Regions from separate parts of the Homo sapiens genome. Here region 2 is linked to region 1. A link is a loop called in an ENCODE intact Hi-C map of the cell type or tissue named here. Cell type or tissue: PC-3. All regions are shown on one strand. Links, peaks and the distances in the headings refer to the core of each region. The heading gives the core; the rest is flanking DNA.

What was found. Hi-C counts contacts between places; a loop is a spot of excess contacts. Peaks named below come from ENCODE experiments on the same cell type or tissue, not always from the same donor. Only the 100,000 strongest peaks of a DNase experiment are listed, where the experiment ranks them.
Region 2: it touches region 1 in a loop (4-fold over the local background); 4 of 110 quality-filtered maps call a loop at or near these places.

Annotation. Positions count from the first base shown.
Region 1 is chr4:56,632,351-56,648,650 of GRCh38, reverse strand. HOPX (HOP homeobox) reads left to right here. Exons shown (of 4, transcript NM_032495.6): 4 at 1-653. Among named protein-coding and RNA genes, the nearest start is that of HOPX, 41 kb to the left of the region's middle. RefSeq lists enhancers at 6,701-7,900, 12,494-12,994. In PC-3, for the core only: a CTCF peak has its summit at 7,037; DNase peaks (open chromatin) are centred at 6,700 and 7,030; H3K4me3 peaks cover 345 bases; H3K27ac peaks cover 2,245 bases.
Region 2 is chr4:56,738,583-56,749,744 of GRCh38, reverse strand. No RefSeq gene overlaps it. Among named protein-coding and RNA genes, the nearest start is that of CHAER1, 40 kb to the right of the region's middle. In PC-3, for the core only: no CTCF peak of the experiment used is centred there; no DNase peak of the experiment used is centred there; H3K27ac peaks cover 263 bases.

The DNA of each region.
Region 1 (16,300 bases), core at 4,352-9,351:
CTGTTGTGGTTTTTCAGCATAGTGTTGTATGTTCCATTGCTAGCTGTCCTGCTGTTTAACACAGTGTTGTATTTTTTTTCTAAATGTACATAATTAGAAAAGAAAATAACAATAGGAAGCTATGTGTATCTTCTGTGTAAAGCAGTGGCTTCACTGGAAAAATGGTGTGGCTAGCATTTCCCTTTGAGTCATGATGACAGATGGTGTGAAAACCATCTAAGTTTGCTTTTGACCATCACCTCCCAGTAGCAATTTGCTTTCATAATCCATTTAGCAATCCAGGCCTCTGTTGAAAAGATAATATGAGGGAGAAGGGAACACATTTCCTTCTGAACTTACTTCCCTAAGTCACTTTCCTTATGTATCATCTAATACAATGATGGTTGAGTGAAAATACAGAAGGGGTGTTTGAGTATTCAGATTTCATAAAACACTTCCTTGGAATATAGCTGCATTAACTTGGAAAGAAGCCTGTTGGGCCAGAAGACAGAAACTCCAACTGGCAAAAAAGCAAGCATCTAAGAAAAAAAACCACCAAAGTTCTTGAATTTACTATATTTAAATGCATTGGTTAAGTTTATTTTGCTAAATAAAGTGAACTGCTTTTTGTCTCTAAAATGATATTCTAAATAAAACCTTAACTTTTTGTTGAAGATGCACTGAGTGAGTTCTCTGCAGGTTTTTAACGAAATAAGAAACATATCAAAGAGAAACAAAATAATAGCTCCTATGTGGTAGGAGCTGACTGACCAGGAGAGCTGCCATTTTCTAAATCCTTGCTACTCAAAGTGTGTTCCAGGACCAGCCTCATCAGCATTAGCTTCAACCTGGTGAGAAATGCAGAATCTCAAACCCCGTTCCAGACCCAGTGAATCAGAACCTGCATTTTTAAGAAGGCCCTCAAGCGGTTTATATGCACGTGGAAGTTGGAGCAGCACTGTTCTAACAAACTCTACACTCAATTTGCATTCATTTACTATCATAGCACACTAGATGTCTGCTATGGCCTGAATGTGTCCCATCCCCCCCGCCCACACCCCGGCCCCCAACAAAATTCATATGTTGAAACTTAATCCCTAAGGTGGTGATATTAGGAGGTGGGGCTTTTGGGAGGTGACCAGGTCATGAGGGCTCCACCCTCATGAATGGGATTACTGCCTTATAAAAGAGGCCTGAGCAAGCTTGTTTGCCATTCTGTCATGTGAGGATACATAGGAAGCACCTGGGAGGAATGGACCCTCACCAGATTGAGGGCTCACCATAGTCTGCTGGTGCCTTGATCTTGGAGTTACCAGCCTCCAGAACTGCGAGCAATAAATTTATGTTGTTTACAAATTACCCAATCTAAGATATTTTGTTATAGCAGCCAAACAGAGTAAGACACCATTTTAATAGTCTATCAGTTAAGACTGTGTTTGATTGCATGGAAGAGTGACTTGATTACAATGGATTAAGCAAATAGGCTTGTTTCTTTGTTTTCTTTTCTTTTTCTTTTTCTTTTTCTTTTTTCTTTTTTTGAAACAGAGTCTCACTCTGTTGCCCAGGCTGGAGTGCAGTGGTATGATCTTGGTTCACTGCAACCTCTGCCTCTCAGGTTCAAGCGATTCTCCTGATTTAGCCTCCTGAGTAGCTGGGCTTATAGGTATGCACCAACACACCCAGCTAATTTTTGTATTTTTAGTACAGACAATGTTTCGCCATGTTGGCCAGGCTGGTCTCAAACTCCTGGCCTCAAGTGATCCACCCGCCTCAGCCTCCCCAAGTGCTGGGATTACAGGTGTGAGCCACCAGCCTGGCTGTTTCTTTGTTTTCTTGATTGTGTTTAAGTAAGACATCACCAGGTAGGTAATCCAGGGCTGTTAGAGTAGCTCCCTAATGTTGTCAAGGAGCTGGGGTCATTCCATCTTCCCATTTTACTATCTGTAGTACACAGCTTTTGTATTCATGGATACTTGGACACTGCATCTGCCTTTCAAACAAAATGAAGAGAAAGAGGGAGGGAAAGCATAGGGCAAATGCCAGCTAAGACTTTCCTCTCTAAAAAGATTTCCTGGAAGCCCCCACCTAACAACTTCCACCTACATCACATTGGCCAAAGTGAGTCACATGGCCACTCCTAGCTGCAAGGGAGTCTGGGAATTGGGGCACTTGTAAATGAGCATAGTGCTGCCTTGAGCAAAATTAGGGTTCTGTTCGTAAGGAAGAAGGGAAAGATGGATATTGGAAAGGCTGATAACTACACCTGCTAATCCAGCCTGGGATGACACAGGTATACACTTCTGAACTCTTACCTCTAGTTCAGGAACAGTCTTTCTGGTTCTCTAAAATTAAGAAACCAAAAGTGGAAACACTAACAATTATTTATTTAGAATACAGATGTTTACAAGATCCTATTAAACATCCCTGGGCAAGCTTCCTCTTCCTGTATCTTAAAACTTTTCTTCTGACAACAAATACACAGTGCACCAGGGTCTGAGCAAAACAGACTCATATCTAGCATCCTCTCCTGCAACCTAAGTAGTGGGGATCTAAATTGTGGACAAAGCAGACTGAGTATGGTGATTGGTCCATGTCAGGCAATGAGAGGAATACTAAACCAGGTCTAAGATCCAGGTCAGAAGTCTTTCCAACACACTAGAGAGATGATTCAAGAACAATCCAGAGCAACAGCCAGGCACGGTGGCTCACACTTGTAATCCTAGCACTTTGGGAGGCTGAGGCAGGCAGATCACTTGAGCCCAGGAGTTCAAGGCCAGCCTGGACAACATGGTGAAACCCTGTCTCCATTAAAAATACAAAAATTAGTGGAGACTGGTGGCATGCACCTGTAGTCCAACCACATGTGAGGCTGAGGTGGGAGGATTGCTTGAGCCTGGGAGGCAGAGGCTGCAGTGAGCTGAGATCATGCTGCTGCACTCCAGCCTGGATGACAGATTGAGACCCTGTTAAAAAAAAAAAAAAAAAAAAAAAGAACAATCCAGGACAAAACCAGCTGGGCAGAGAGTGTGCCTTTAACTTGGGCCCAGAAGCCCCATTTATGGTAAAAGAATCACTTCCTCTGCCCAATAGTCTAGAGTCCTTGAATGGCATGTGATGGGAGGGAATGAGGGTTCAGTGTCCTTTTAAATGCAAGTATGTTACCAGTACTAATCTCCTTGAGTTTGCTTTTTCAACTGTGAAACAGGGATAGCAACATTCTACTAAATTTTTAAAAAGCACTTTGTAAATAGTCATAATAATTGCTACTGCTACAAAGTACTAACAGACAGGGCAAGGTTTACTTTGATGCCTGAGATAAGTCTTCACAAGAACGCAGAACTCTAAGTTTTATTGTCAGGAGTCTCTTTTGGACACCCAGGGTCATACACCAAAACAATAATGCCCACCCTAGACTCAGAAAAACTGCACAGTGCCCTCTGTCTCCACCTTGTATCCTAGGTGTGCAGTTGCAGACACTGTAGGTTAGCTGGACCCATCATCATACCCAAGCCCCTTCTCTGTTGTCACACTTCTTTCATGAGACTGTAAGGGCTGGAAACATTAAATCCTCTCTTTTCCATTCTCCCTTGAGGCTGTGTGGTCACATGACACAGTCTATCCAACAAGGATCAGGTCAAAGGCGGGAGGTCAAAAAGCCTTTGGGGAAGGCTTTTGCATTTCTTGATAAAAGGGACTTAAGCAGCAGGTTCTGTTCTTCACTCCTTTCTTGCCTTGTACCATTTTCAGTTGTTCATTGTAGAAATAGAAATAAGCAAAAAAAGAAAAGAAAGAAATGATAAAACCAACAAAACTCATAAAAATTACACATGATCGGGCTCCAAAAATTAGGGAGAGGGAAACCCCTGCCTAATGAAACTAATAAATGTTTAAAACACTGTAAAAAATTACCCATGATCCCACCACACAGAGGTAACGTCTTACTAACCTTAATATTATGCTATATCATATTGGGGGAAGGCATGTTTTCTATGCATAAATACACATGCAACAGGGAGAAGAACTTAATTCAGAAGCTAGCAGCAGATTGAACCATTGTTCTGAGAGGATGGAAGGATGCTTCCTAAGGAAAAAATTGGCTGTCTTGTTCAGGAAAACATATTTTTTTTTTTTATTTGAGATGAAGTTTTGCTCTTATTGCCCAGACTGGAGTGCAATGGCTCAAATCTCGGCTCACTGCAACCTTTGCCTCCCGAGTTCATGCGATTCTCCTGCCTCAGCCTCCCCAGTAGCTGGGATTATAGGCGCATGCCACCACACCCAGCCAATTTTTGTATTTTTAATAGAGACAGGCGTTTACCATGTTGGCCAGGCTGATCTGGAACTCCTGACCTCAGGTGGCCTGCCCGCCTCAGTCTCCCAAAGTGCTGGGATTATAGGCATAAGCCACCACACCCGGCCTAGGAAAACATCTTAATAGTTTTGGGGGCTGTGAAATATAGGTCTAGAAGACGAGGAAAAAAGAACTCAGTGGCTGTGCACAATAAAATACCATTTGTCCCACGGAGATTCAGGTAGGATGACGTTTAGGATCCATGGGCACTTGGAGAATGGAGAGGTGGAGGAGAACGATTTGGTAAGGGACGGCAGGCACAATGTCAGCTGACCCAGAAGGCACCAGTGAGAGGCTGGTGGACTGGGCTTAGGAACTTTAAAATATCAAATGTTCTATTTTCAATGACTATCTATACAGTGCTGGGCTTGCTGTCACTATGCTGTAATTGTTTTTTGCTGTCTTCAACCTTCCCAACAGCTCTGTCTCACAAAATGGCCTTGTACTGGTGATGCTTTAGGGATTGGGGAAGGATCTGCTTGAGCCGCGCTTGCAGGAGGCCGTAGACAGTGAAAGTGCTGGCTTCTGTCTGCCTCTTTTCTGGTAATAGCACCTTCACATTTGGGGAACTACTTCTACTTCATGTGGTCCTGATAGAGCCGTTAATCACAGTTCCCCAGATTTCTCCCCCCATGACAGTTAGACCCAGGCTGGCCAATGACAGCGTCATAACCCTTGGCATACATGAACTGAACCAAGTATGGGCTCTCGACCTCCCAGGTTCAAGGGATCCTCCTACCTTAACTTCTCTAGTAGCTTGGGCTACAGGCATGCACCACCATACCTGGCTAATTTTTTTTTTTTCTTGAGATGGGATCTCACTATGTTGCCTAGGCTGGGCCAAAGTCCTTTGCCAGAATTGTTGCAATTGGACCTGGAGAGATGGTTCTACATTGTCACCTTTCATGGAGAGTTGTGAAGATGGAGGGCTGGGGCTGCAGGTAGCCTTTGACTCGGACTCATGGAGAAAGCCATTCTGTAAAGGGAGGGAATGAAGCCAGGCAGATGGGAATGAGAAAGTCCTGAGGCCTTGGTTCCCACTCTTCCCTGGGCTACCCCAGCCTTCCTGGCTCTGTGAACTAGTGAATCCCTTTCTCAGTGTATCTGTCATTTGTAATAAAAAAGAGCCCTTACTAATGGGAGAGCAAATAAAGGAAGAGAGAAGTGCATGGAGGGAGGAATCTCAGCCCCTAGTGTAATTAAGAATATAGGGGAACCAGAGATTCATAGTAAGAGGTAACCAGAAGTAGCACTAGATTTTTCTCAGCCAATGGGAACTTGAGAAAAATTATTTTTACATACTAAAAGAAAAGATAACCCCTGACAAGTGGAGAATTTATGGACCTCAAGGGGTTACATAATTTTTAAAACTATATACAAATGTATGGCAGATAAGTTACCCTCTTTTTTTTTTTTTTTTTAAGAGAAAAGGTCTCAGCTGGGCATGGTGGTTCACACCTGTAATCCCAGAACTGTGGGAGGCTGAGGTGGGCAGATCGCTTGAGCCCAGGACTTTGAGACCAGCCTGGGCAATAGTGAGACCTCATCTCTATTTCAAAATTTAAAATTAAAAAACAAATAGAGACATAATCTTGCTTTGTCACCCAGGCTACATAGAATATGGTGGTGCAATCATAGCTCACTGCAGCCTTGATCTCCCTGGATCAAGGGATCCTCCTGCCTTAGCCTTCAGAGTAGCTGGGATTACAGGCACCTGCCACCACACGTGGCTATTTTTTTTCTTTCTTGACAGCCCAAGCTGGTCACGAACTTCTGGGCTCAAGTAATCTTTCTGCCTCATCTCCCAGTGTGCTGGGATTACAGGTGTGAGCCACTGCACCTGGCCTGTTACCTTCTTGGAGACTTTTTGCTACTCTCTCTCAACTCTGGTCCTCATGTGTAAACTTTGTTCCACATCTTCTATTGTCCACTGAAAGGTCCTTTAAAAACCTCATATTGGGAGGCCAAGGCGGGCGGATCACGAGGTCAGGAGATCGAGACCATCCTGGCTAACACGGTGAAACCCCGTCTCTACTAAAAATACAAAAAAAAATAGCCAGGCGTGATGGTGGGCGCCTGTAGTCCCAGCTACTCGGGAGGCTAAGGCAGGAGAATGGCGTGAACCCGGAAGGCGGAGCTTGCAGTGAGCCGAGATTGCGCCACTGCACTCCAGCCTGGGCCACAGAGCGAGACTCCGTCTCAAAAAAAAAAAAAAAAAAAAAAAAAAACCTCATATCAACTGTTCAAATGTATCCTTGTCTCAACTCAATGTCAGAGTGACTAATAACAATTGTGGTAATAATACAAATAATTTGAAATTTCACATTCTTTTCCCATGATGGACGTGCTAAGAGGTAGTGAAGTGGACACAAGTCAGGCAAGGATCCGGGACATCAGCCACAGCTTATATTGGCAAGGCAGGAGATAAGATTTTTGGTTTTATGAAACCTGGCATTATGAGCCTGGTGAGCTCTATAGAAACAATTATAGAAACAGAGGAGCAAAGGTTCCTAGAGACCCTCTCCTTTACCTTCACCAAGACAATTGTATCATTACAGATAGTGAGTGCTGCTGCATGAGGAATGTGCTCCTGTAAACAAATATCAATGTGGCTTCTTAGAAGAGTCTGCCAACTAAACTTAGAAAAACATAAGAAACGTTTATTTGAATCTCAACTTATATAACTCATCCAACTACTAAATGCAATGACAAACTGACTCATGGTTCATATGAATCAGCCCTAGCATTCCAGATTAGTAATGCAGAAGGCGTTTCTTTCTTCTTTCTTTCTTCTTCCAGATAGAAGCTCTCTCTTCCCACTCCTGTAAAAAAAAAAAAAAAAAAAAAAAAAAAAAAAGCTCTTTAGATAGAAACTTGGCATTCTCTGGGAGTGAAGAAGTCAAGTGTCCTGGGATAGTGACCCTAAGAGGAAGAATCCTCAGGGGCACAGGAACTGTAATCTAGAGAAATAGTTTCATTTCATGTATTCATGTATGAAAAGGAGACTACATATGTGTATTTATGTAGCTAGAAGGGCAGGTTAAGGGAGAGAATTCTGATTGTCCCCTAGCTCTTTTTCCCTTCTTTCAGTAGTTTTATCTGGGAGATGGCTGCGTGTCTAAAGTCTACGTTTTCTCACTTACTTTATAGTCAGGTTTTTAGCCAGCCCCCAAGATGCCTCCAACAATCTCTGCCTCCTGGTATTCACACCTCTGCATAGTCCCTGCCCACATTGTGCCACAGAATTGGTACATTGTGCCACAGAATTGACTAACACAATTAAGCAGAAATACTTCTAGGTCACTTCTGAGATTAGGTTCTAAAGGACACTAAGCTTTCTCTCTATCTCTCTCTCTCTCTCTCTCTCTCTCTCTCTTCCCCCTGGGATTACTTGCTCTGGGAGAAGCATGTTGAGCAGCTCTACATGTTGAGAAGCTCATGTGGCAAAGAACAGAGGCCTCCTGACAACAGCCAGTGAGGAGGTGAGCTCTGCCAACAACCAAGTAAGTAAGCTTAGAAGTACATCCTCCAGACCCTGTTGAGCCTTCAGATAACTGCAGCGCCTTAGCCACTACCACTCAGCTAAGCTGCTCCTGAAATTATTTGATATCATAAATGTTTGTTGTTTTAATCTGCTAAGCTTTGGGATAATTCGTTATGCAGCAATAGATAACTAGAACATTACGTGTGGCCAAGAAAGTAATATGTGCACTTCAGGGTCATGCCTCTAAAAGGAATAAGTATGCTTTCTTGTTTCTCCTTCCCACTTCCTAGAATGCAAGCATAGTAATGAGCCATCTTACTGTCGAAGCTGCATGGGTGACAGCAACACCTTAGGGTTGGAGGACAACCATGCAGAAAGAGCCTGAGTCTCTGCATTATTCAGGAAATACTAGGTTTAACTGCACTAACAAAAAACCTCCAGTCTTAGTGTTTTCAAAGCAGTGGTTTATTTCCAACTCCCTCAAATCTGCTGCAGCTCTGGGCTTCTAGACTTGCAGTTTAGCAGTGACTACGTTCTTCTTCTCAAGACAATGGCCTCTATCAGGAGGGCCCTCTACACAGCTACAGGTCTCTCCAGCTTTTGGTAACATCTTCTTCCCCTTGACCCTCCCTTTGACCCAAGCCTAGAGGTGGTAACTGTTGTTAGCCCCAATGCTTCACTATCCCTTGTTGGTGTCCCTTAATATTCTTCATACCTTTGTAGAGTTCCTTCATTAAACTGCCTTCAATTACCTCTGCCATCTATTTTCTGTCAATATCCTGACCTATCCAATCCTTCTTCCTCAAATGATAGCTACTAGTCAAAACAGCCAATAACATAAGAAATGGAAAGACATGTAAGTCCCAAAGGATGATCTTTTAGATTATAAGCAGAGCGAACATGCACTAGCACCCAAGTCTCACAGTGCATAGAAAAGATATCCCCTTTGTTGTCATCATCAAGATAGTGAGAAGCAGTGGCATCCAAAATATCTGTGAATCTAGGCCAAATCATTCCAGTAAAAAGCTATTTGACCTACTTATTCCAAAATTAAAGCTTATTCCAAAATATTTTCAATATTCAGTTCAAGTATTATTGACATACCAATTAATTCCTCAGCTGGGCTTCCACTGAGTTCAGGCAGAAAGTTCTAAATTAGGGCATGAAGTTTGCCAGGTTTCTGTTTTGAACAAGTGTATTAGTCCATTCTCACACTGCTACAAAGGTACTACCTGAGACTGGGTAATTTATAAGGAAAAGAGGTTTAATTGACTCACAATTCCACATGGCTAAGGAGGCCTCAGGAAACTTACAGTCATGGCGGAAGGCAAAGGGGAAGCAAAGACGTTCTTTACATTGCGGCAGATAAGACAGAGCTAGCAAGAGCAGGGAAAACTGCCTTACCAAACCATCAGATTCATGAGAACTCACTCACTATCATGAGAACAGCATGGGGGAAACCAATTCCATGGTCCAATCACTTCCCACCTAATTCCTCCCTCAACACCTGGGGATTACAACTCAAGATGAGGTTCGAGAGGGGACACAAGGTTCGGGGAGGCCTCCAAAAATCTCACCAGCCACAAAGTATAGCTCACAGCCCAACTCATTGCATGGTGGGGGAAAAAAAACAAAAAAACAAAAGAGGAGGAAAGAGAGAGAGGAGAGAGGGAGGCTGACGAGGTTCACAGAAAGAAAGCTGACTCTTCAAATGAGGAGACGCCTCTTCTACATTAAAAGCAAACAAACAAACAGCCTCATTTGGAAGTCCTCCCTGAGGGGCCACAGGTAGGGGACCTAGAGAAAGATAACCTCATCCAGAATAGAGAATGCGACTTTGCTCCAAACACATCAGCTTCCAACAGGGAATCTGCAGTGGCCAAAGGGGCCGCCAACAAGATAATGGAATATGATTGTTGTCCACAAAGATGCCTAGGACAGAAATTCCTGTAGGATCAACAACACAGCTAGGAAGAAAATGAAAAAGTCAGATTCTTCATCCATTTATTGAAATATTCACCAAGGCTGGGTATGGTGGCTCATGCCTATAATCCCAGCACTTTGGGAGGCTGAGGCAGATGGATATCCAGAGCTCAGGGGTTGGAGACCAGCCTGGGAAACAGGGAGAAACCCCATCTCTACCAAAAATGCAAAAAAAAAAAAAATTTAGCTGGGTGTGGCAGTGCACACCTGTGGTCTCAGCTACTTGGGAGGCTAAGGTGGGAAGATCACTTGAGCCCAGGGGGCAGATGTTGCAGTGAGTCGAGCTCGTGCCACTACACTCTAACCTGGGTGACTGAGTGAGACCCCACCTCAAAAAAAGAAAACAAAGGAAAGAAAGAAAGACAGAGCAAGAAAGAGAGAAAGAAAGAAAAGAGAAAGAAAGAAAGAAAGAAAGAAAGAAAGAAAGAAAGAAGGAAAGAAAGAAAAAAAAAAGAAAATTCACCCATTCTAATCCACAACAAACAATGAAAACAAAATTCAAAATCATGCATACTTGTTAAGATACTTTTTGCTACAAGTGACTGAATACTCAACTGAAAGTGGCATATCAGGTTTTTTGTTTTTCTGTAGGTCATTCCAGGTTCAGTTAATTCAACAGCCTGACTAGGCCAGAGCTCTCAATCATCCTTTCTGGGATTCTCTTCTCTTTCTCCTCATGGTCCCAAGATGATTGCTCCAGTTCCAAGCATCACATCCTACATGACATCATCCAAACACAGGAAAGGTCCTGGCTTTATTTTCAGGCATCTCTCATTTTATTTTATCACAGAGGAAAAGCCTTTTCCCAGAAGCTCCTTAGCAGTCTTCCCTTACCTCTCAGTGTCTGGAGTTGGGCCACATGCCCACTCCATGCCTATAATTGGTAAAGACAATCAGCACTTGGAACAGACTGGCACATAGCAGGAGCTTATTAAATATTTGTTGAATGAATGAAAGGTGGATTGGATTACCATGGTTGGCTTAGACCAATTATAGCCCATTTCCTAGAGCCCATTTTCCTAGAACACATTGTTGACTAATGGCTGAAGAAAACTGGCATTTTCTTATCAAGGAAGAAGGAAGGAACGGCTATTGGACAGTCAATAGTGTATGCCACATTATGCTATTTCTTAAAGCAGGGAACCAGAGCAACCCATTAAAAGGGCTTATTGTTTTCTAATGGTTACCTTGTAAAAAAGTGTTTTTGGATTTAAACAAATTGTTCATGCAAGGGGTATCTCATTAGTGAACAAGTTACACTATTCTAAAGAGAAATGGACTTTTTTTTTCTGCTCCAGCTTAGACATCAGTTCGTACAGATATTCTCCCTGCCTAAACCCCATCTGGGTTGGGTATCCTTCTTCTATGTTATCAGGCACTCTACCTCCCCATGTTACAGCAGTTACCACACTGGATTATATCCACTTATTTATTCTGTTTCCTGCAGTACAGGCTGTTACATGTTCACCAAATCATGTTTTCTTTTCTTGTGTGCTACCTTTCTCAATCCCCTTTGCAGTTAGGTGTGGCCATGTGACTGAGTCTGGTCAATGGAATGTGAGTAAAGTAGTGTATACCACTTTCAAGCTTGGCCATAAAAACTACCTGTGCAATCTCCTGGCTTTCTCTTTCTTAATCTGCTGGCTTAATGGAGAAGACTTTGTGGACATAAAAAAATATGGAAGGAGGCTGGGATCCTGAAGGACTGCATGGAACAGAATACCTGTCTTCTCAGCAATCCACACTATTCTAAGATGAACTTGGTGAAGAATGCATTTTTTATTGTGCTAAGCCACTGAGAATTGAGTATTTATGTGTTTTTGTTATGGTCGTTATCCAACTCTAACGAATACAGTTCCTCAGAATAAAAACTTACTGAAAGTAGAAATCTCTGTCTTGTTCACCATGCTTTCTTGCCCTACCTAGCACAGTGTCTGTCACATAATAGGCACTTAAGACACTTTTAAAAAATGAAATAAACGTAATTCTCCCAACTTGTAGCGAGTATCTACTAAATGCCAAAATAGCTTGAACTTTGTAATGCCATTTAAAAAACCTAAAATATTTCTCCCCAAAATTTTGAGGAGTTAAGTCAAAGACACTGAAAACACAGAGGAACACTCTGCCCCAGCCTCCATTTGCCTGGTGGCAAACTCTTCCTTCCTTACTGGGGACAGCACTTGCTTATGGGTCCAGAGAGGGCATCAGCGGGCACCAGAGGACTCGGGGAACAGATTTTATGATCTTCCCACATTTTCCTGCCTTTTAAAAGACTGGAGCCACTCTTTCCTTTGTCTTGTCACTGTGTAGGATTTATGGCTCTTTGTTAATATAGTATTTAATCTAGGCCCCAAGCTAGCTTGAGTAATACTTTTAAACTGAGGCCTGTCTTGCATGGTGGGCGCAGCATCCACTAATGAACTTCTGCTTGTTTTCCTCTTTTTAATCTGACTTTTGTTTTTAGGAGAGTGTCTCAACTAAGAACCTAAAAATGGAAGAAAAAAAAAAAGAAAAGAAAAAAAAAAGAAATTGTGTTTTCTCCCTTACACTATATTAGTAATTTTTGATATCACTTCATTGCTCAACATAGAAACAAATGTCAACAGAAGAATGGTGAAGTTCATAATTCAGAAAGGAGAGTTTTATTTCTCTTACAAGTTTGCATCCTGTAGGGTGGCCATTCTTATGAGCCGGGAGGCATAGCATCCAGCCAGGGCCCGGAAACAGACACTTCAACGGTGGAAAGAATAAGACAGGAATGTATGGTGAGCAGGGTGGCCAAATATACATATTCAATGAGGTATAGGAGGAGTGATGAATAATTATGAGAGGAGGAACATGTGCATGTGCAACTGAGCGTCATGCCTCTCCATGGGAACCACGTTCCCAAAACGGTGGTGTTAGCATTGATACAAGAATGGAGTGTTTGCTTGTTTGTTTGTTTGAGAAGGAGTCTGGCTTTGTCACCCAGGCTATATTGCAATGGCGCGATCTCGGTTCACTGCAACCTCCGCCTCCCAGGTTCAAGCGATTCTTTTTTTTTTTTTTTTTTTTTTTTTTTTTGAGACGGAGTCTCGCTCTGTCGCCCAGGCCGGACTGCGGACTGCAGTGGCGCAATCTCGGCTCACTGCAAGCTCCGCCTCCCGGGTTCACGCCATTCTCCTGCCTCAGCCTCCCGAGTAGATGAGATTACAGGCACGCACTACCATGCCTGGCCAATTTTTGTATTTTTAGTAGAGATGGGGTTTCGCCATGTTGGCCAGGCTGGTCTTGATCTCCTGACCTCAAGCCATCCACCGGCCTGGGGCTCCCAAAGTGCTGGGATTACAGGCGTCAGCCACCGCACCCGGCCCAAGAATGGAATTTTCAGTCCTCTGAAGTCAAAAAGTGGGGGAAAGGTCATGGAAATCCTCACCGCGCATTCTCCATAGACTGGACAGAACCAATCTGTGCTCTAATGAGGTGTGTCCGACCTCCCCATTCAGTCTTGGCTGAGAATGCAGCTTCCAAGGTTTCACTGGAGTCCCGTTGGCCAAGAAATAGTCCGTTCAGTCATTTGGGAGGCTTAGGATTTTATTTTTATTTCTCATTGACCATAAATCCCTTAAAAAGAAGGGCTGAGAATTATCTATTGTGATTGTCCTTTTTGGCAAAAAGGAAGGTAGGAAAAACGCTGCATCTCATTATTTATTTATTTATTTATTTATTTATTTATTTATTTATTTATTTTGAGACAGAGTTTCACTCTTGTTGCCCAGGCTGGAGTGCAATGGTGAGACCTTGGCTCACGGCAACCTTCGCCTCCCTGATTCAAGTGATTCTCCTGCCTGAGCTTCCCGAGTAGCTGGGATTACAGGCGCCCACCACCACGCGGGCTAATTTTTGTATTTTTAGTAGAGACAGGGTTTCACCATGTTGGCAGGCTGGTCTTGAACTCCTGACCTCAGCTGATCTGCCCGCCTCAGCCTCCCAAAGTGCTGGGATTACAAGCATGAGCCACCGTGCCCGGCCTGCATCTCGCTTTTTAACTTGTAAGTGGGACTAAGAACTCCAGGGGACAAAGTGGATGGTGGAAATTTTTCCCCAATTTTCGTGTGCTTAAGAGGACACTTGTTAGCGCGTTTGTTGGTCTGTGGATCTGTCTCTTGCTTCAACGATGTTTGGATAAAACGGACCTGGGACTCCCTTTCTTCTAGCCTCTGACTGCCCTCCCATCTCCTCTCCACCTGCAACCTCCAGAATCACCTTCTCCACCATCTCCTGCTTCTGGGGCTGTTGCAGGACTTTTCCTTAGTTCAGCTAAAGATGGAGTCATTGTCCCACAGCCACGAGAGTTTAGGCTTGAAGACGGTTTGAAGGGTGAGTAAAGCAGAGCTTTATTGGGTGAAAAGGAAAAAAGAGGGGAACAGGGACTCTCCGAAAGGCCGCAGTTCCTCTTGGTGCTCTTCCTGCCTCGCAGTTTGAATCCCAGGTTCCACACAGGAAGAGGAGGGGCCAGGCTCTTCCGTGCTGCAAACTGCGTGAACTTCTCAAGGCTCCACCCTAGCGCACAGGCTAGTTGGAGTTTTTCTGGTAACCCTTCCCACCTGACTGTGTTAGGACCAGCCACACCATTTTTGTGGTTAGCTCCCTATTGCTGACCGACCAACCATGAGTTCCCAGATTTAGCAGAATTATTCGACATATGTGGAGGCAGCCATCAACTCCATCTGTGGGCTTCCTACAATTACTTCTCTCTGGGCTTCTATTTCAACCATGATGATGTGGCTCTGGAAGGCGTGGGCCACTTTTTTTTTTGGTTGGAGGGAAGGGTGTCCCTCAGTCACCCAGGCTGGAGTGCAGTGGCAGTGGGACAATCATGCTTACTTTAGCTTTGACCTCCTGGGCTTAAGTGATCCTCCCGACTCAGCCTCTCGAGTACCTCAGACAACCGGTGTGCACCACCACACCCAGATAACTTTTTGTTTTATTTTTGTAGAGAGTGAGTCTTGCCCAGGCTGGTCTCGAACCCCTGGGCTCAAGTGATCTTACTGCTTCACCCTCCCAAAGTGCTGGGGTTGTAGTCATAAGCCACAGCACCTGGCCTACTTCTTCCACAAATTGGTGGAGAAGAAGCACTAGGGTGCCCAGTGTCTCTCCAAGACGCAAAACCAGTTTGGCGGCCACGCCCTCTTCCAGGACTTCCAGAGCCATCTAAAGATGAGTCGGGTAGTCCAGATGCAGTGCCTCACATCTGTCATCCCAGCACTTTGGGGGACCCAGGTGGGAGGATTTCTTGAGGCCAAGAGCTTAAGATCAGCCTGGGCGACATGGCGAGACCCTGTCTCTACAAAAAAAAATTTTTAATTAGCCAAGCATGGTGGCATGCACCTGTAGTCCCAGCTATTTAGGAGGCTGAGGTGGGAGGATTGCTTGAGCTCAGGAGTTCGAGGTTACAGTGAGCTATGGATCATGCCACTGCACTCCAGCCTGGGTGACAGAGTGAGACCCTGTCTCAAAACAAACAAACAAAAAAAGTTAAAAATACAAATCAAATTTTTTTCCTACCACTAGAATTATTAAATTAGAACCTCTGCAGGTAGGGCTTGGGAATCTATATTTTTAACCAGCTCCCCAAACATTCTGATGCCCAATGAAATATGAGAAGCATTGCTGCCTACCTTGCCTATGTTTGTTTTTCAGTAAGTTAATTGAAAACAATTTTAGCATCTCCCATTCCATCCCCTTCCCTTTTAACTAGCTAATGTCCATGCTAGGAAACTGCCTAAAAATAGCTTAGGATTTCCTTCCTGCTGGCACTGGTGGGGGTAAGACAGTTACAGGCTTCCCCTCTCACCTCTGTTTTTATTGTTTGTCTTTCATCTGTCAGCTGCAAAGCATTACTGGCTCCATATCTCACAGGTCCTTGCAAATTTCGTGCTGCCAGGACTTGGCCAAGGTTAACGTAGCTGCTGACTTTCTTTTCATCTCACAAATGACCACTAGAATTTTCATTGTTGGTGAAAGTGTAAAATGATACAATTTCTTTGGGAAAACGGTGTTCGACAATATCTACTAAAGTTAAATATGTACCCATTCCATGACTGGGCAATTCCACGCCTAGCTATATACCCAAGAAAAGTTGAATGTGTACATCCACAAGAAGGCATGGACACCAATATTCATAGCAGTTCATTCATAATTGCTGCAAACTCAGAACAACCCTTCTGGGTTTGTCCAGTAACAGGAGAATGGATAAATGTTATGACATATTTATACAATACTATATGGCAATAATTTAGAAAATAATTGATACATTTAGCAATATAGATGGATCTCAAAAACATGTTATGCAAGAAGAGCCATCTGCAAATGAGTATATGCTGTATTATTCCATTCATATGAACTTCAAGAACAGGCAAAGCTAACCCGTGGTGATAAATAAGAATAAGAGCTACTTATAGGTGAGGGGAGGGGGCTTTTGAACTGGACAGGGTATGAGAGAATTTTCTGGGAAGATGGAA
Region 2 (11,162 bases), core at 3,955-8,954, 100 kb before region 1:
TGGCTGGAAAGCAAGCAATAAATAGTGAAATCAAAGGACTATTAAGCCAGGTGCAGTGGGGTGTTCCTGTAATCCCATTACTTGGGAGACTGAGGTGAGAGGATTGCTTGAGCTCAGGAGTTCGAGACCAGCCTGGGCAATATAGCAATACCCAATGTCCATTAGAAAAAATAAATAAAGAAATATAAAAGGAAGGCTGGGTGTGGTGGCTCACATCTGTAATCCCAGCACTTTGGGAGGCTGAGGTAGTCAGATCACCTGAGGTCAGGAGTTCGAGACCAACCTGGACAACATGGCGAAACCCTATCTTTACTAAAAATACAAAAATTAGCTGGGTGTGGTGGTGTGTGCCTGCAATCCCAGCTACTCGGGAGGCTGAGGAAGGAGAACTGCTTAAATCTGGGAGGTGGAGGTTGCAGTGAGCCAAGATCGTGTCTTGGCACTCCAGCCTGGGATACAGAGTGAGACTAAAAAGGGTTTTACTTTGTAAATGCTAAATTTGAGGTGATATGTGAACTTGAGTTTGTTGGAAAGGCTGTTTCTGACTCTATCTCCCTGTACGTTATTTGTTACATATAATTTAACATACATATTAAGGCCAGGCACAGTGGCTCACACCTATAATCCTAGTACTTTGGGAGGCTGAGGCGGGTGGATCACTTGAGCCCATAAGTTTGAGATCAGCCTGGGCAACTTGGAGAAACCTGTCTCTACAAAAAATAGAGAAATTAGTTGGGCCTGGTTGCACACGCCTGTAGTCCCAGCTACTCTGAAAGCAGAGGTAGGATCACTTGAGCCTGGTCAAGCCTGCAGTGAGCTCAGATTGTGCCACTGCACTCCAGCCTGGGTGACAGAGGGAGAACTTTTCTCAAAAAATAAAATAAATAGAATATGTATTTTAAATATTCACCTGGACAAGGCCAGAGCCAATTTGGGGCAAAATCGTTAAGTCCATAAGTTCAGGGGCCTCCCAACCCTTGCTGGAGCAGATGTCAAGAAGAGTGGCCCTGTGGTGAAGTGGAAAAAATTGACTTTGGAGCCAGGCAAGCCTGGGTTCAAGTCCTGTCTGTGGCATTTAGTAGCCATGTGACTTTGGTAAAATCAGTTAATTTTTCTGAGCCCCAGTTACTTTTCTACAAAATAAGGACAATAGTGATCACCCTTCAGTGTTGTTGAGAGTATTAAATTATGTAAAGTAGTTTAGGAGTTACATCATACATATAATTAACTTACATGAATTCCACAACACTGGCCTTTCTTCCCCTTTTTCCTCTTTTATGTAATTAAACATTCTGAAATACGCTTTAGTTTCTAAATGAAGTCTTGCTCTGTCACCCAGGCTGGAGTGCAGTGGCATGATTTTGGCTCCCTGTAGCCTGAACTCCTGGGCTCAAACAACCCTCCTTCCCCAGCCTCGCAAGTAGGTGGGACTACAGGGACACACCAACACACTTGGCTAATTGTTATATTTTTTTGGTAGATATGGGGTCTCACTATGTTGTTTGAACTCCTGGGCTCAAGTGACCCTCTCGCCTTGGCCTTCCAAAATGCTGGAATTATAGATGCGAGCCATTGCGCCCGGCCCTGAAATACGCTTTTAATATGTAATTTTAGTTATATATGTTTTTATATGTAATTTTAATTATATATGTAAGAAGTGTGTTTTACATTTATACGTACATGTTGGCATAAGAGAATATATACACGTCTCTATGTGTGCAGTATTTTCTGAGTTATTTAAGAAATTTTCAAGACTCATTTTGGCAATAGGCAACTTTTGCCCCAGATATTTGCTTTGGAATCTCACTCCCACATGAGATTTTGTTCTGTTGATTTCAGAAGGTGTTCAACAAACTTTAGCCCCCTTTCCTCCTTTGCTCCTAATTTGTTTCTATTTTTTAGGTTTCTACTGAAATACCTGATGATCTCATGCTGTCACTGTTAACTCCTGTGAAAGGAAGGCATCCAGTATCTTTATCCTAAGCATTTGGAGATCATGGGTTCCAGCTTCCAGAGCACCACTGAAGTGGGGAAGGAAGAGCATGGGGATCAAAGATCAACCTAAAGGGCAGTGCGATTTTTTTTTTCTTATCAACATTGTAATGAAACAGGCCATGCCTGTAATCCCAGCACGTAGGAGGATAAGGTGGGCAGATCACTTGAGGTCAGGAGTTTGAGACCAGCCTGGCCAACGTGGTAAAACCCAGTCTCTACTAAAAAAAATGCAAAAATAAACATGGTAAAATTGGTTTCTGTTATATATTGTTCACTTAAAGTTGCAGTTTCCGAGAACCTATTAATGACATTAGGTGTGGATTTGACTACTTTGCTTTGTCCCTTGTGCATATTCTCCTTCAGTGAGCTTGGCAGGGAAGTCCAGTGCAGGATTCTGGTATTCCAAGATCTTCTGACTATAATACCATCACATAACATGATTACATCTTACTTTGACATGTTGGATGCTACAATGTTTAGGGTCTTTATTTGCATGTCAGAGATCTTTGTATAATACAATTAAAAATTAGTAAGTAAAAAAAAATTCACTGCCTTGCATTTTCTCTGGGAAGTTAAGAATATCATAGAAATAATCAGCAGATAGGAGAGTAAGCGCTAAAGTTTGTGATCCAGGTTTTGGTGCTGGAATTGTCCAGAGAGCAGCAGATGCCAGAAGGAACGTAGAGGCTTCAGGGCAAGGCAGACTTGAACTAAACACTCATAACCTCATGAGAAATGCCGGGATGGGGCTGGCAAACTCATCCAGCCGAAGGGCTGTCCTCCAGACAGCAGTTTGGACAATCGTTTCCAAAGTCATATGGCAAGTTTGTATTTGAATCGTGGGAATCTGATGCAATAAGTGATGCGGGCAACTGAAGCCACTGAGCATTGGAAACACTTGACCTTCAATGGGTGCTGGTGTTCAGATTCCAAGTATTCTGACTGCTTCTGGGGCTAAGGAGGAATGGTGCCAGCCCCTAGGGAGAGGGAAATGGCAAGAGGATGTCACATGCCTAGTCCCAGCTGAGTGAGCTGGAGCTTCAGTCCCAGCAGGGGACTATGTCTAGGTCATAGAGAGAGAAGCCTTGTACAGGAACTTGGGAAACTAGTGATGTTGAGGGGGTTGAGGGGGATAAGTGGAGGGCAGAGGCTTCATTTTACTTGCATTCCCAGGAACTCATCTCTGGGCACACCAGCTACTCCTGGGAGTAAGGCACCAATGTTACTTCCAGACCCAACTAGGTAAATGGGTAAGGGACTTGCTTAGAATTGGTTTAAGGATCAAGAGTGACTGAGCCTGCAGCTGAGGAGACCGAGTAATGTCAACTAAAGAATCACATAATTTATACATTTAGAAAAAATTCTTTTTTTTTTTTTCCAGAGACAGAGTCTTACTCTGTCACTCAGGCTGGAGTGCAGTGGTGCGATCTTGACTCACTGAAACCTCCACCTCCCAGGTTCAAATGATTCTTGTGCCTCAGCCTCCTGAGTGGCTGGGATTACAGGCACCCACCACCATGTCTGGCTAATTTTTGTATTTTTAGTAGAGATGGGGTTTCACCACGTTGGCCAGGCTGGTCTTGAACTCCTGGCTCAAGTGGTTTACCCGCCTCGGCCTCCCAAAGTACTGGGATTATAGGTGTGAGCCACTGCACCTGGTCAGAAAAAAGACTTTTTTTTTTTTTAAATTTATTATTATTATACTTTAAGTTTTAGGGTACATGTGCACAATGTGCAGGTTTGTTACATATGTATACATGTGCCATGCTGGTGCGCTGCACCCACTAACTCGTCATCTAGCATTAGGTATATCTCCTAATGCTATCCCTCCCCCCTCCCCCCACCTCACAACAGTCCTCAGAGTGTGATGTCCCCCTTCCTGTGTCCATGTGTTCTCATTGTTCAATTCCCACCTATGAGTGAGAATATGCGGTGTTTGGTTTTTTGTTCTTGCGATAGTTTACTGAGAATGATGATTTCCAATTTCATCCATGTCCCTACAAAGGACATGAACTCACCATTTTTTATGGCTGCATAGTATTCCATGGTGTACATGTGCCACATTTTCTATAAAGGGTTACAGCCCGTAAGGTGGCTGTCCTCACAGGCTGCAAAGTGTAGCCTCTGGCAGAGATTGTTAGCAAGCACTTCAAGGAAGGGGAGGGTGGAACAGGGATTTATGCTGAATGTGTTGGCCAGGTATATGTATTCACCAGGTTACAGGAGGAGCTATGAATATTCATGGAGGAGATCATAATGCATGTTTACCAAATAAACATATATGTTACATAAGATCCATGTTCACTTTTAACAAATGAGAAGACAACATTTAAATGCATTACAATTAGACCCTCTGCATCAAAAGGTGAAGCAGGGACATGAAGGCACTCAGTGACCAGCCTCTGTAAACCAGCTAGAACCAGTCCACAGTCAGTAGTCTCTTATCAGGAGAAAGTTACTGAAATTAGTGTATTGTCCAATCAAAGCTGTAGTTGTGGCTTGTAAAACGGGTGTGTGTGTGGGGGGGTGGTCATTTAGCATCTGGCAGTGAGGGAGTTGAATTTTTTTAATATTGCTTATCTCAAGGACAGTACTTGCTTAGCTGATAGAGAAAAAGAAAAGTCCCGTGGCAGTCAAAACATAGTTTATTCTTTAAGTGTAAGGGGTGTGTGACTTAACCTTTCTCTGGCATGGCCTTAGGTCCTGTTTATACTTTGGTATCTTATTGCCACAAAGAGTCTATTCTGTGAGTCTTATGATCTCGAATTTAACATTAATGCTGGTCAGCTGTGGTGTCTAAACTACACGAAGAGGGGAGCACAATGAGGCCCATCTGGCCTCCTGTCCCATCATGGCTGGGAACTCAAGTTTTTAAGGTTTCTCTGGGGTCCCCTTGGCCAAGAGGGGGTCTGTTCAGTTGGTTGAGGGCTTAGGATTTTATTTTTAGTTCTCAGTGACATAGAAGTGGATTTAGATCTTGGAAGGATGCTTAGCCCAGTGCCAGAGCATAGCAGGGACTCAATAAATGTTGATTGAGGTGATGACTGAGGTTGAAGAGACAAAAGAAATACATAGGAAACATTTTTTCCCACAATGTGAGAACATATATCACGAAAAACTACATCGTATGGCTCAGCCAAAATTATGTAGGAGATTGCATTGGTTAGGATAAAGGCTATGCTACTGCAAAAAAGAGACTCAAAAATTCAGAGACTTAAAAAGGATAAAAATGTATTTCTCTTTGATATAACAATTTGATTAGTCTAGGCTATCAAGACAGCTCTACTTATGAGGCCATTCAGGATCAATTGCTTCTTCCACCATTGCTTAGGGCTGCAGTTCCTAAACTGTGTACCAACTTGTCCCAGGGAGCTTCAGTGAACTGCTAGGGGCACCATGGAATGTTTCAAATTTTTAACAAAGACACAGTGATCCTCAACATCTGACATGCCACAAAAACTACTAGCTACTAGGTAGTTCACAGTATCAACTTTAGTTAGCACTACTTTCCTTTTGATGACATCGTGTTTTTGTAAAGCTAGGTCTTTGGTGGTTGCTATGACAAAAAGTAAGTATTATGAGAAAATCAGTGTGAAACAGTAATAAAGGTGGCAGTGTCCAATGTGAATCCAAGGTCTGAGGACTTGTACAGTGCCCAACAGGTGCACATTCCCATTACAAAGTAATTGCAGTTGTTTAAAAGTAAAATAAAATGTTTTTATTTCAATTTATGTAAATTATTTTTGCAAATGACTACTAAGTGTTGGGAGACAATTCTCCATGGATTTCTCATGGGCTTGCACATGTCATAAGCAAAGGCCCTAGCTGCCTTTGATCCAGACTATATTTTCAAGATGTTTGTGTAGCTAATAGCCTCGGGAGGCAGAGATAGCAACTTCCTCTGGAGTAAAGAGCAGGTCTGTTTACTGTCTAGTAATAAAGATAATGTCTCCCTCCAGGGCAAAGATCAGGCAGGCTTACTGCTGATTATAAAAGATTCATATTACCAAAGCTTGGTAACCTGAGATTCAGGCTACCTCTCCTATAATACAACCCACTGTGTCTGCAGGTGCCATATGTCCCTCTTCATATAGCACTGTAGGAATCAGGGCTCAGAAAAGCAGAGCTAATGAGGACACTCTGGCTATTGCTACTGCCAAGAGTAATAAATTCCTTAGTTTCTGACCCAGGAGTCTTGTGTCTTCTGCCAGCATCCATAAAACTGTGGCAGACTAACTTGCTAGTTTACAAGTAGGATGAAATCTCAGACCCCTCACAGTTTTTGACATTAAGTTGTTAGGATACACGAACTTATTAGGTTGTTTGGATAAAACTACTCAATACACAGAACTGTTGGGTACTTCTTTTGGCCAGGGAGCACTGTGATAAAATTACTGAGACACTAAGGGTGCTGTGAACTGAGAAGTTTGGGAATTTCTGGCTCTGTGCATTTCTGTGCATTGTTCTCATCTCTGTGTGTGTGTGTTTGTGTGTGTGTGTGTGTGTGTGTGTGTTTGACAGAGTCTCACTCTGTCACCCAGGCTAGAGTGCAGTGGTGTGATCTTGGCTCACTGCAACCTCTGCCTCCCGGGTTCAAGTGATTCTTGTGTCTCAGCCTCCTGAGTAGCTGGGATTATAGGCATGCACCACCATGCACAGCTAATTTTTGTACTTTTAGTAGAGATGGGTTTTCACCATGTTGTTCAAGCTGGTCTTGAACTCCTGACCTCAGGTGATCCACCCGCCTTGGCCTCCCAAAGTGCTGGGCAGGTGTGAGCCACTGCACCCAGCCTCATCCATGTGTTTGAAGATGACTGGGAAGTCATCACTTTACATCACAGAGAGGTAAAAGGGAAAAAGACAAAGGAAGCAATTTCTTTTTAAAAGCAAGCCAGGCACAAGTCACACACATTTCTGGCTCACATTCCATTGGTGAACTTAGTTATGTGTCCACAGCCAGCCACTAAGGAGGCTGGGAAGTGGAATCTCTAGTTAAGTATCCATGGCCTGGCTTAAACTCTACATTTCTGGAAGAAAAGGAGATAGATTTTGGTGGACAACTAACATTCTCCACCACAGAGATATTTCCTTATGGTTAGTTATTGCTGCTTGAACTAATACTCCGGGTGGAGATGTGTAAATAGTCTTTTAATATCTTCATTGTGAGCTGGCACTGTGTGGTTTTTATCTGACAGGAATGTGCTTGGTAATCTCTGCAGTTTTCTTGCTTCCTTACCCTCTTTTGGCTTCCTATACTAGCCCTAATGCTCAGAACCCATTAATGAGAATCTCTGCTGATACAGTTTGGCTGTGTCCCTACCCAAATCTCGTCTTGAATTGTAGCTCCCATAATCCCCATGTGTCCTGGAAGGGACCCGGTGGGAAGTAATTGAATCATGGGGGCGGGTTTTCCCGTGCTGTTCTCGTGATAGTGAGTAAGTCTCACGAGATCTGATAGTTTGATAAAGGGCGGTTCCCCTGCACATGCTTTCTTGCCTGCTGCCATGTAACAACTGCCTTTGCTCCTCCTTTGCCTTCTGCTATGATTGTGAGGCCTCCCCAGCCATGTGGAACTGTGAGTCCATTAAATCTCTTTTTCTTTATAAATCACCCAGTCTCAGGTATGTCTTTATTAGCAGTGTAAGAACAGACTAATACATTTGCCTAGGCAGATTCTGGGATGCCCAGTCTCTTCTCTTGGGTGGCAGGTGCTGGGACCTGCAATGTGTATTCTTGGATTTTAGAGCTTATGGTGGAGGGTGGAGCAGTGAGTAGGGCATGGATCCTCGACTCATGTCTACAGCAAAGTGGGGCAGAGCAACCATATTTAGCACCAAATACAAGCAGGAGTGGATCCAGGCTTTGAAGGGCCTGGGGCTTAAACAATTTGGGGATTCTCTTTAAGAAAAAAAGATATAAAATTAAGTATGTATAAATAATGAATATTTATTACTTAATAAATATTTACTATTAATAAATAATACACAAATATTTATTATTTATTCAAAATAAATATTCATTTGGAATAAGTGAAGTAATAATAGTAATTTTTCAAATGTAGAAATGCTGGCAGATATTACAAACATCAACACATTTTTAAAAACTAATATTTTTATTCATTATCTGTCCAACACACCTCTATAAATTTTTTGGTAATTTTTATATGATTAATAATTCTTAAAAATATATAAAACTAATCTGAAATTAAAATATACAGAAGAGCACTTGTTTTTTTTTTTTTTTTGAGATGGAGTTTTGCTGTTGTTGCCCAGGCTGCAGTGCAATGGCGTGATCTTGGCCCACTGCAACCTCCGCCTCCTGGGTTCCGACAATTCTCCTGCCTCGGCCTCCTGAGTAGCTGGGATGTCAGGCACCCACCACCATGTCTGGCTAGTTTTTGTATTTTTAGTAGAAACGGGGTTTCACTGTGTTGCCCAGCCTGGTCTTGAACTCCTGACCTCAAGTGATCTGCCCACCACAGCCTCCCCGGCTAATTTTTGTATTTTCTAGTAGAGATGGGGTTTCACCATGTTGGCCAGGCTGGTCTTGAACTCCTGACCTTAAGTGATCTGCCCACTTCAGCCTCCCAAAGTGCTGGGATTAGAGGCGTGATCCACTGGGCCCAGCCTCAGAAGAGCAATTTTAAATTGTACTTGTGTTGAACTATATTATAATTATTAATCTAATTATAATTATGTAATCAAATTACTATTACTTACATTGATTTATTAATGAATATGTATAGGAGTTTTGACATAAGAAAACTCCTCAGGCCATTTTGCCATTTCTGTGTCAATGTTGTGTGCCTTTTCGTCAATGAACAGACCTCGTCAGCCCAAGAGCATCAGATGTGCTAAGAGGTGATGTGATCTGATTGGATGCATAAAATGTGGGACTTCCCACACAGATGGGCTTGCTGTTGGTGATACTGCTACAGTTTATGCCCTACAAATCCAGGAATTGTGACCAATCCTATTTTGTGACATTCCCATCAAAATATATATGTGTATTATGTGTTAATAATTGTGTACACTCTCCTATCAAGTATATTTCTGATAGTAGCAAACTTTTGTTTTAACCAGGTATCAATGAGAACTGAATCTTCCATTTAAAACTGTATACCTCTGATGATTGGAAGCATTTTCTGAAGACTAGCTTTTGGCTCCAGACATTTCAAACTGTATTTTCCCTCCATTACTTACATATATTTCTGGTGGTGGGCACCGTTGGACACGTTCATACCACAATTTGACCCTTGGCTCTGCACTTTGGTGTTATGACACTAGATGAGTTGGCTCAATGGGATTAGGAATATTTCTGGAAGTCATTCCTACACCAAGAGGGCTGGTAATAGCCTAACTAAACATAAAAGCGACTGCAAACCACATAAATATATGCCACTCAATCCAAACTTCATGTATCCCCAACTCAAGTTGTCCTTAGTCAGATGCCAAAAATGCCTGCCACCAACTCATCACTACTGAATAGAACGCTGATGGTGAGAAGGTCAGAGAGGAAAGACAGTGATCTTAAACAAATGCTGTTAAAATACTTTTATTTTCCAAATTGTATAAAATCACATGGCTATAGGAACATATTGTTAGGGCTGCTCAAGGGGTGTTGCATGGGGCACATGAATGTAAAACTTGATCTCCAATAGCTTCCCTTAGCAATACATAGGTTGTGAGTGACCACAGGCAGATCCATGTACAAACCAATGCAATAGCCTCAAAAAACAGCCATCATTTTGAAGCACTTTATAATTTACAAAGCATTCATATTCATTGTCATAGTCAATGCTCAAAGCAGCCTGTAGGTTGCCAAAGTAGATACCAACATTTTGAGAAGTAAAATAACTTGCTCCAGGAAAGCGAAACTTTTTGGACCCCAAACTGAGGTTGTCCAACTTTACAATTCATGCTCTTTCATTCCACCACACCAGAAAAGATTTGTACAAGAACTCTTTGCCCGACATATATTAACAGCTCAAGAAATATTCGTGTAACCAATGAAAGAAAAGAAAGAAGTAGAGTGGGAACCAGGAATGCTTTAAGGACCTGGGAAAGACAATCCTTTAGTGGGAAGGAAAACAGACCAGAATCTCAGGCTTCCCAGCATCTCTTTCAGATGTCAACCTGTTTTTCTTGCCCAGTGGCTCCGTCCAGTGTAATGAGGGATCAGAACACAGATGATTACTCCATAAACAGGCTCTGGGTCCATGCACTCCCATAAAACAGTTTCTGTTTTTCTGGGTTACAGGTAGAGAGTGAGCTGGGTTTTCCTCTGTAGGTGGGGGTGGGGTAATGGGGAGCAGATGGGTGAGTTTTAATTAAAGTTAATTGTGGCTTTGGTAAATGAAGAAAATGATGAATGTGCCATCCACCCGTTGCATGCCTGTTGCTTAACTTCAGTTGTGTGGTGGGAGGAGGCTGGGAAGAAAATCTGGACTTTTCATTTAAATGTCTGAGGCCCTGATCTTCATTCCAGATGTGGTGAGATCAGTGATAGGATCTCAAGTTTCTCTTCTGCTTTGTCAGACCTCAGACAGGAGGAGGATTTTCACACTGAGTTCCAACACCTAAAAGCAGACGAGGGGATGGAAACTTATGAAAGTTTCTTTAACTGGGGGCACAGTCCATTCAGCCTCTGGAATTTCTGACAACCACATTTCTTTCTGTTTTTAAATTTCTTCTTCTTCTTCCTCTTCCTCTTCTTCTTCTTCTTCCTCCTCCTCCTCCTCCTCTTCTTCTTCTTCATCTTCTTCCTCTTCTTCTCCTCCACCTCCTCCTTCTCCTTCTTCTTTCTTCTTTCTTCTTCCTTCTTTTTTAATAGAGAGGGGGTCTCTCTATGTTGCCCAGGCTGGTCTCAAACTCCTGGACTCAAGTGATCCTCCCACCTTGGCCTCCCAAAGTGCTGGGATTACAGGTATGAGCCACCATGCCTGGCCAGTGACAGCCCAATTTCTACCCCTTTAGCAGGAGTGAAGAGAAGGGCTTATTTAAAACTAGGGCCCAGTAAGTTGGAGAGTCGAATGGTCAGAGAAATGAGTAGAGAGGTCTCAGTCAAGGAGGTGAGGTCTGTTCAGAATCATTTCCATTTATGTTTAAACCTTTAGTGGCTTCCTGTTGCCCTCAGAATAAAAGCCAAAGTCCTTAGTGTAGCCCACC